Linked DNA regions of Homo sapiens: all the other regions are linked to region 2. Evidence: chromatin contacts called from ENCODE Hi-C or POLR2A ChIA-PET data. All regions are on one chromosome and are shown on one strand. The core of a region is the stretch at or near the end of the contact, and the rest is flanking DNA. Distances in the headings are between cores, read along the strand shown.

Region 1 (2,892 bases), core at 101-2,600, 120 kb after region 2:
TGCTTAGCTAATTCCAGCCCTTCTCCCCAAAGGGAATGCTGGTCTTTCAATATACTGCCAGGAGTTCCTTAAACCTTTCCCACATCTGTGAACACCAGGCAGAAGTTGTCCAAATGGTCCAAGTTGCTGATCTTTGCTCAAAGGAAGGCCCTGCTGGCATGGACCCCTCAGTTTACAAAGAGGTGGCATCTGACATACTCTGCCCCACTAACAGCTAAAATCCTCATGCTGTTATCTTTCTTGACTGTACCCTTCTGCTAAGATCTCCACTTAAAGGACATTGTTTTGGTCAGCACTCTGACTTGCTTGTTTTGGGTAAAGGAGAGGAAATTGACATTTACTAGACACTTTCTATGCGTCTGATGTCACATAAGACACTTTACATGCTTTATTCCATGTAATTCTAACAAGTGCAAAAAAATCATAATAGCAAATGTTTATCTAGTGTTTCCCATGTACCATGCACTGTTGTAAATGCTTTACATAGTCTCACTCTCTCAAGGCTCAAGGCAACTCTACGTGGTAGATGCTGCTATTACCCCCACTCTATAAATGAGCAAATAGAAGGATAAAGAGGTGAAAATAATTTGTGTAAGGTCACATAGACAGTAGCAGAGCCAGATCGGAACACAGTCACAGTCCATGCATCTAACCACACTACCATTGTCTGCCATTATCTGTCCTGTCAGATGAGAAAACCAAAGCTCAAAGAAGCAGCTCTCTCAAAGGCACACCGGAAGTGGAAGAACTGGTACCAGAACCCATGTCTGTCTACTCCCAAGTCCGTGTTTCTCCTCTAGACCACAGGCTCTCAGAGCATAGTTCCCAGACCAGCAACATCTGTAACAACTGGGAAACTTGTTAGAAATGCAAATTCTTGGCCCCACTCCAGATCTACTAAATCTGAAAGTCTGGCATGGGGCCCAGTCATCTCTATTTTAACAGGACTCCAGGTGATTCCCATGCAGACTAAAGTTTGGGAGGCACTCCTCTACACCATGCTGCCTTCTGTAGAGCACTGAATTTTGATTTTACCGGCAAGGACTAGAGATAGTGCTGTCTAGTGGTTAGAAGCTCTGGGAAGCTAAGAAACAACTTGGTCATGACCCAGCATATTTCACTGTCCTTGACAGTAGACAGGCCAGGGGTTGCTTTTTCCCCCCTTAGCAAATTCATGGAGCAGAAAAAGAACAGCTGCACTGTGGTCAAGAGGAAGACTGGATTCTGTCCTTGGCCATCCTTTACCCTGCTGATCACTTTTCAGATCCAGAGATTCTCAGTGCCTTTCTGTTCAATGTTCTGCTGCTTTTGCCTGCCAGCTTTGTCAGCTCCTACCTGTGACCCTTCTTGTCTTTCAACCCCTCCCACTTCAGGAGGAAGCACTTCTGTGGCAATATGTTCAGCTGATGAGCTGCCCTCCTGGTTCAGATATTGTGCAATGCAAAACATTTCTTAACAATTCCGGAAGCAAACTTTTTTTTTCTCCTTTATTGCTGTCAGGATCAGTTCAGTAGCTACACTAAAGCTTTCACCACTCACTGCTTCACTGAAAAGTTTAAGACCAGAGCGTTCTGCTGAATCAAGCTGTTGTTGAGAGGTTCAGTGTACGTATATAAAACAGAACAATAATTGATTTTTATAGAGGCTGAAAGAAAGTTAAGGAATCTTGGATGGCTCAGGGTGGGAGCTTGAAAGGCTTTTGACTCAGGATGAAGGATCACATGGTCCTCAATTTGTGCTTAATAGCTACAACATGGGGAAAGAGAGAGAGAGAGACACGGTATATAGGGGAAGAAGCTAAGTTAGCGCCAAGCTGAGTATTTTGCAGTCAGGGATCAAAAGGATACTACTTTTAAAAACCATATTTCTTCTTTAACAAACATTAATTCAAGCTCATTGAGTTTCTGTAGGTCATACGTTTCAATCCAGGATCAGCAACACAGAGTGTGTTATTTCACTTTCAATGCTGAGGGTGGGGACCTCCCCCTGCGAGAACATGCTGTATGTTGATTAAAGTTGCAAGGAGAGCTATGAAGGATCTGCCCAAATCTCCTTAATCTCTTTTTCTTCCTTCTTGATAGGTTTCTAGGGATCTGTTGGTTGAATTGTTCTGTGCTTGATATGGAATCTTGGTTTTTATTGGCCCACAGTAAAACTAATTACTACTGGAAAGGGCACCAAATTAAGATTAGCAAGCCTGACTTGATTTATCAAAATGGAATGTATGTATGTAATGGGTGAGTGTGTAGATGTTAGAATCAGGCAGAACACTCCTCAGTTTATGACCTCTCCAAAACCTGGTAGCGGCCGGGCGTGGTGCTCACGCCTGTAATCCCAGCACTTTGGGAGGCTAAGGTGGGCAGGTCATTTGAGGTCAGGAGTTCAAGGCCAGCCTGGCCAACATGGCGAAAACCCATCTCTACTAAAAATACAAAAATTAGCTGGGTGTGGTGGCACATGCCTGCAGTTCCATCTACTCAGGAGGCTGAGGCAGGAGAATCACTTGAACCCGGGAGGCAGAGGTTGCAGTGAGCCGAGATCGTGCCACTGCACTCCTGCCTGGGCAACAGAGCAAGACTCTGTCTCAAAAACAAAACAAACAAACGAAAAAAACCTGGTGGATTATCTTAAGGATTAAGTGGGAAAATACAGGTAATTCCCAACCTGCACAGCTGGGGCATTCAATACTGTTAACTGTTATCAGTGAATTCGCACTCATCGGAGTCTAGTTGGTGCCCGCCCCTGTGCTGGCGAGGCCCTGCAGGATCACAGAGGGACTCTCTGTTGGGGGCAGGCCTAGTTGCAGCTGCACTATTGTCAGCACACCTGCCCCCAACCTAGCCCTGTGACTTTCGAGAAGCTCTGTAAACCCCTAATCCTCCATACCTTCTC
Region 2 (2,859 bases), core at 98-2,597:
AGGAATATAGGATTATCTTCCAGGATGTCAATAGCTCTGGCCAGTGGGGACCAGACTGATGAGAAGCAGCTGGTTTAGGAAACTGATGTTGGAAAGCTCATGGCCTCTCATAACTCAGTCATCTGTGGCCTGATCAATGTCACTAAAGCATGGTTTGTACTCTGTGGTATGTCCTAGAATAAAGGTAGGGAACAATGGAGGAAAACAGGCCTGAATTAAAATGTTCTCCATGTCTCTCTCGAAAAATTCCAACTTGGAAGTCCCTTTTGCCTGATAGTGACTGCTTACAGTTCCTACCCAATGTAAACTACAGTTCCATGTTTTTCCCCCTGGCTCTTAACTGGCTGAACTTGGGATGTTTTATAAGTGTCTGTCTGTACTTCCTATGACAGCCAATCACATCCAACCTATCCTCAGGTCCCTTCCCCAAATTAACTCTGTGGTCCACTGACTTCCAAAAGTAGGGTCAAAATTATTTTTCTAAGATTAAGCCTTAATAACGTCACTTATATGTTTCATCTTTTCCTGGATGGCTACTGGGCAAAAATATCTTCATGCAGGTGCTGATAACAGTAAACACATCATATATCTTCAGCCTGGGGTTTAAACACATTCATTTCTGGGTTTGTCATATGTTCTCTCGCTATTTATACTGCTTTGGGTCAGCTACTTGATACTTAATAAAATTTGCCTCCAAGCTGTCCTGCAGGGAAAATGACCTATCTGGGGGGAATGCTGTTCCAACTCTATAACCTCTGATGATTGCCCAATAGTCCTCCAAAAAGGTTGCAGGGCAGGAGCAAGGGAAGGTCCATGCCACTTCCTGGCATTTAATGGCAACAAGTGCTTTAGTGTAAGTATAATTATATCCCCTGCTTTCAGGAGGCCTTTCCAGCCAACCTCTCGGACACGGGAGCAACTGTAGATGGCATGAGCAATGTGGAAATTCGGCTTCTGCTCAAGGTCAGAACAAGCCGTTCACCAGCGTTGATTTTACCAACCTTTCGGTTATTTTGGAAAGCCGAAAGAGAACGCAACAGAGGCAAGAATGGATCTATGGGATGGAAATAAGGAGCCATTTATAACCCAAAATGAGACTGCCAGGAAAAACAAACACACAGAAAAGTACATTTTATCAGAGGCTTGGGCTGCCCAGGGCTATTGGGGTACAAAGTACTGCGTGTTCAGCTCCCTGGGCCAAGAGCTACAGTAAGTCAGGCCCCCCTGCAAAGCTCCTCTCCTGTCAGCCCCATCAAGCAGCCTTAGCCACCTGGCGGAGACAAGCTTTAGTGTTTTTAAAGTGTGTGCTGCGTGAATGTTTCACATTTTTGGTAAAGATGTGGGGTCATGTTGCAACACTTAAGTGCTTCTGCGTAAACCTTGCGCAATTCCGACAGGCACTGGGTTCCTAGCATCAGTGGCATCCTCTGCTCACATACGGCTTATGTAATGTGTGATCAGGCCCCCCAGGTTTCTCCTTGTAGCCTTTGAAAAAAATTTCAGGCTCTGAACTTGGCCCTGGTTTCCGGCAGTTCTTTGCTCCGAAGGTGCGTGGAATGGCTCAGCTGTCAGCACCTGCTGGTGAGATACAGAAAAGTGCCACGGGTTGATCTTTCTCTGGCACCAGTACACAGGAGGCTGGCGATGCTCCCCAGATGGGCTTGGCCCGCCCTGAGGCACCCTATAGGGAAGGAGAGTGAGGGCGGTTCATCTAAGGAAGAGTAGGTCGGAGGATTGAACGGGGGCTGCTACCAATAGGTAACAAACATGAAAAGGATTTCCCCAAAGCAAAACTTTCTAGCCAGAGCAGCAGCACAGTGAATGGTTTACTCACAGCTCCTTTGTCTGCTGATGGGAGATTTGGCACTGTGCTTGCCTCTTGGGCTTACCTGAGCAAAGTTACACAGTAGGTCAAGTGTTTGATGCCTTCTCACCTCCAGTCACTGTGCTGGCGCCCGCCTCCGTGCCTGGCTTCTGTTTCCATCCAGACTTCCATCCATTCAACAAAGCTTTCGAGCACCTGCTCTATGCCAGGTGCTGTGCCAAGTGCTGGGCACCAGGCAGGGCTTTCTCAACACCTGGTGGCCCCCTGTGGTGCGCTGGACCAGTCCTAACACAGGCCTCCTCTCCAGTGTCACTCTCGGCCCCACCATTTCCCAAAATTATCCCTCCCTGCATTCACTTCCTATGACTCTTGTCCTTTCTTCAACCTTAGGGATGGGACTATTTCTTTACAGTTTTTATCATAGAAATCCAACAAATTTTATTTTTATAAAAGAATTGTTCTTGGTAGTCACAGATTTCTCTCTGTGGAATCTGAGTTTCTGCAGATTAAAAAGTGATGATGTGAGCTGGGCGCTGCAGGTGGTGCCTGTAATCCCAGCTACTTGGGAGGCTGAAGCAGGAGGATCACTTGAGCCCAGGAGTTCGAGACCAGCCTGGGTAACAGAGAGACCCCCCCATCTCTAAAACATTAATTAATTAATGCTAATTAATTATTTCAAAAATGGTGGCATGAAGAAACAATGTCTTCCATGGAATGAACAAGGCATTAATTGAAAAATGTGAAGCAGGAAGGAACAGGGGAGGAATACATTGTCTGAGCAGAATCTACAATTTCACCAGGTAGACAAGTTGCCCCTTTCACCTCTCCATTTATTATTGGTGAGCTGTATGTGTAATGGTTAAGGAGGCAAATTCTGGAGCTGGACTACCTGGGGATTCAAATCCCAGCTCTGAAGGTTATAATCTAAGAAAGCTATTGTTATTTGTTCCTTAATTTCTTCATGCAAAAAGAGGGATGGTAGAAATACCTAAGCACATCTCACAGAGTGGCTTAGGGATTAACATAAATTAATA
Region 3 (2,978 bases), core at 310-2,809, 70 kb after region 2:
TGTGTGTTATTGAACCATTTGAAAGTAAGTTGCAGGAATCATGATGCTATACCCTTAAATACTTACTCTTATTTGTCCTAAAAAAAAGGATACTTTCCTACATAGTTATAATATCATTGTCATACCCAAGAAACTTTCCTTTGATTCAATAACATTATCTAATATACAGTCCACAATCACATTTCCCCAGTTGTTCTATAATGTATTTTACAGTTGGGTTTTTTTAGGGGAGTGCCTATCTGTATTCATTCAAGATTCATGCATTGCATTTAGTTATCATGTACATTTAGTCTCTTTTAATCTAATTCTACCTACCTCCAGCCCTGCCTTTTTGGTTTTGCTCTGTCCTTTCAAGTTTTTTGAAGAGTTTAGGGCAGTTGTCTGGCAGAATGTGCCCTAATCTGGTTTTATGTGATTGTTTCCTTGTGATTCAATTCTGCTTAAGCAATTTTGGCAAGAATGATACAATGAGATGCTGTTCCCATGAACTTTGAATAAACTCAAGGACAGGGATTTTACCAAGCCTGAGTGATCAGATTCAAAGAGGCTTAAAAAAAAAGGCATTTTTGAAGATGAGAATTTAGTAAGTATATGGCTCTTCATAGCAGGGTGAGATGTCCCAAGCAAAATGAAAAAATGGAGCTTCTAAGATTAGTGTCCAAGATTATTCATGACTTGAAAGAGGCCCTTGTTATGTCAAATCTAGCAACCTTTGTTGAATCATCAGGACTGAGATTTGGGCAGAGTCAACCTCTGCTGTTGTAAAGTGGATAATTACTAACTTGGTGCAATTTCAGGAATGCAGAGGCCACTCTTCCCCACTCAGCTACACTGCCTCCATTATGGGAGTGGTGACGCCTGTCTGCTATTATTAAAGATCAGAGCTGCTCTCTAATGACTATCTACTATATGTCAGGCCTTGTGCTTAGTGGTTTATTAATCTGTTCCTTACAAAAACCTCATGAGGTAAACATTATTATTCCCATTTCCTAGGTGGGAAAGTGAGGCTTAACAATGTAACTTCCCCAAGGACCCAAGCAGCTAATTTAAGATGTGAACCAAAATCTCCCTCCATAACTAAAGTTCCATAATTCCATGTTCCATGTGATGCTCCTCTATTCCCCAGTCCCAGTCTTACCTCATTCCCTAAATGGCTTTTCCTTCTCTCTCTAGAGCATACATTACACTGGACATCTGATTACCCCATTTTATGCCAATAGATCCTTCTACAAATGCTAACCATTATTGTGTGTGCCAGGTCCAGTTTGTGCCAGGCACCTTGCTGAATGCTCTACACACCCAAACTCATTTACTCTTCCCAAGAACCCCAGAAGGAAGGTGTGCATCAGTAATGTCCTGTGACCACTCTGATAGTAGATGGCAGAAAGAGAATCTGAACCAGATCTGACTTCAAGCCTGAGTTCCTAACAAAGATAGGAAGAACAAGGCAACCCCGGATGATACAGTAGCCAGACACTTGCTAGTAAAGGCCAGAACACTGACTCACTAAGCTCTGAACTCCTCTGCCCCCATGCTGCCAGGGGCACAACCCCAACAGACTGCCCAGCACACTGCCCTAATGGCCATTGACTCATCTGCTCCAACGAGCAAGTCACTGCACAAAACTCCTCCCCCACAGAAAGGTGTTGGTCCTCCGGCATTCAGAAAGAACCAGGAGCCAACATACCACTCACAGGAAGAAAACGCACACACTGTCTCTATTTGTTATTCCTCCTACACAAACTCTTTAAAATGATTGAGTTTAATAAAGGAAGATGTTTCCCTGCAGCTGTAGAGAGGAAATGTTCTAAAGTAAAAATCAGAACACAGTCTGACTAGGATCACTATGCCTATAGCAAGGATGTCCTCAAGCGGGGAAAATGAACTCGGCTAAATGCATCCAGTCTGTTCCTCTGGCCCTTCTAATGAGCAGGACCTGCAGAAGGCGAGGAAGGTTATGGTCGCACCCATAAACACCTCTTGGAGGCACCTGCCTTATCCATGCCCCGTTCTTTCACAAGTGCACCCCACTCCCGACCCCACTTCCCTGACAAAGCTGACAGCACCAACAGTAGACGCCTGTTAGGGCATCTTTCCTAGATTCTCTCCTAGAGACTGGTATTTAGCAATTCCTGCTCTTGAAGGTTCTTGAACTTAGAGCAGTAGAAAGGCCAGGAGGAAAAGCCAGTCTTGGCTGAGCAGAATAAAGCAGCCTCAGTGAGAGATGAGATGAGAGACAGACACGAGCCCAGGTGGACCCGTCACAGCCCCGTCTCAACACCGCCCAGTGAATCTATCACACATGCCTAGTACATTTGTCTCCCCATTTCCAAAATGAACATTCTCCTCTCTTGAAACCCCAGCCCACCCATGCCCGCCCTACCCTTCCTTTGAGTCCTGAATTGTATTCCTTATTGCCTTCTCCGGGACTCCTCTGTCATAATTATGCCCCCTCATGGATTATTCCCATGAACATAGAGTAATACTGCCCATCTTTTAAAAACAACCTCCAGCTGGGCACCATGGCTCATGCCTGTAATCCCAGCACTTTGGGAGGCTGAGGCAGGTGGATCACTTGAGGCCAGGAGTTAGAGACCAGCCTGGCCAACATGGTGAAACCCCATCTCTACTAAAAATACAAAAATTAGCCAAGTGTGGTAGCACAAGCCTGTAAACCCAGCTACTCAGTAGGCTGAGGCAGGAGAATCGCTTGAACCCTAGAGGTGGAGGTTGCAGTGAGCCAAAATCGTGCCACTGCACTCCAGCCTGGGTGACAGAGAGAGACTCCATCTTAAAACAAACAAACAAACAAAAACACACACAAACAACCTCCCTTTTCCACACATTTTCTTCTAGCCTCCACTTCATTTTCTGCTCCTCTTCAAAGCAAAGAGTTGTCTCTATTTACCACCTTCACATTTTAAAAAATTTTCTATTCTGTCTTCAGTCCACTTTAGCCAAGCTTCTTTCCCAATCAC

Evidence for each region. Hi-C counts contacts between places; a loop is a spot of excess contacts on that map. ChIA-PET counts read pairs that join two places held with the same protein, here RNA polymerase II (POLR2A). Pooled maps may share reads with other maps.
Region 1: a loop to region 2 is called in a map of MCF 10A, with 2.9 times the contacts of the local background. The contact joins two enhancer-like sites. A Hi-C loop is called at or near these places in 5 of 168 maps with a recorded cell type or tissue (GM12878, MCF 10A, ascending aorta and 2 more), 31 of 37 single-sample maps with no recorded cell type and 19 of 50 pooled maps. POLR2A ChIA-PET finds 5 or more read pairs at or near these places in 4 of 52 experiments (GM12878, H1, HepG2 and 1 more).
Region 3: a loop to region 2 is called in a map of G401, with 4 times the contacts of the local background. The contact joins two enhancer-like sites. A Hi-C loop is called at or near these places in 11 of 168 maps with a recorded cell type or tissue (B cell, CD14-positive monocyte, G401 and 7 more), 4 of 37 single-sample maps with no recorded cell type and 13 of 50 pooled maps. POLR2A ChIA-PET finds 5 or more read pairs at or near these places in 4 of 52 experiments (BJ, MCF 10A, T-cell and 1 more).

The regions. Positions count from the first base shown.
Region 1 is chr12:93,242,906-93,245,797 of GRCh38, forward strand. All of the region lies in intron 2 of LOC643339 (a long non-coding RNA gene), which reads right to left. Among named protein-coding and RNA genes, the nearest start is that of LINC02412, 70 kb to the left of the region's middle. RefSeq lists an enhancer at 797-1,056. Within about 2 kb of position 1,351, at least 16 of the 41 ENCODE cell types and tissues checked have a DNase peak (open chromatin) inside an H3K27ac peak, as active enhancers do; they include gastrocnemius medialis, where a contact is called at or near this core.
Region 2 is chr12:93,126,549-93,129,407 of GRCh38, forward strand. The region is part of intron 3 of LOC643339 (a long non-coding RNA gene); the gene reads right to left. Among named protein-coding and RNA genes, the nearest start is that of LINC02412, 46 kb to the right of the region's middle. Within about 2 kb of position 1,348, at least 19 of the 41 ENCODE cell types and tissues checked have a DNase peak (open chromatin) inside an H3K27ac peak, as active enhancers do; they include gastrocnemius medialis, where a contact is called at or near this core.
Region 3 is chr12:93,196,737-93,199,714 of GRCh38, forward strand. All of the region lies in intron 3 of LOC643339 (a long non-coding RNA gene), which reads right to left. Among named protein-coding and RNA genes, the nearest start is that of LINC02412, 24 kb to the left of the region's middle. Within about 2 kb of position 1,560, at least 4 of the 41 ENCODE cell types and tissues checked have a DNase peak (open chromatin) inside an H3K27ac peak, as active enhancers do.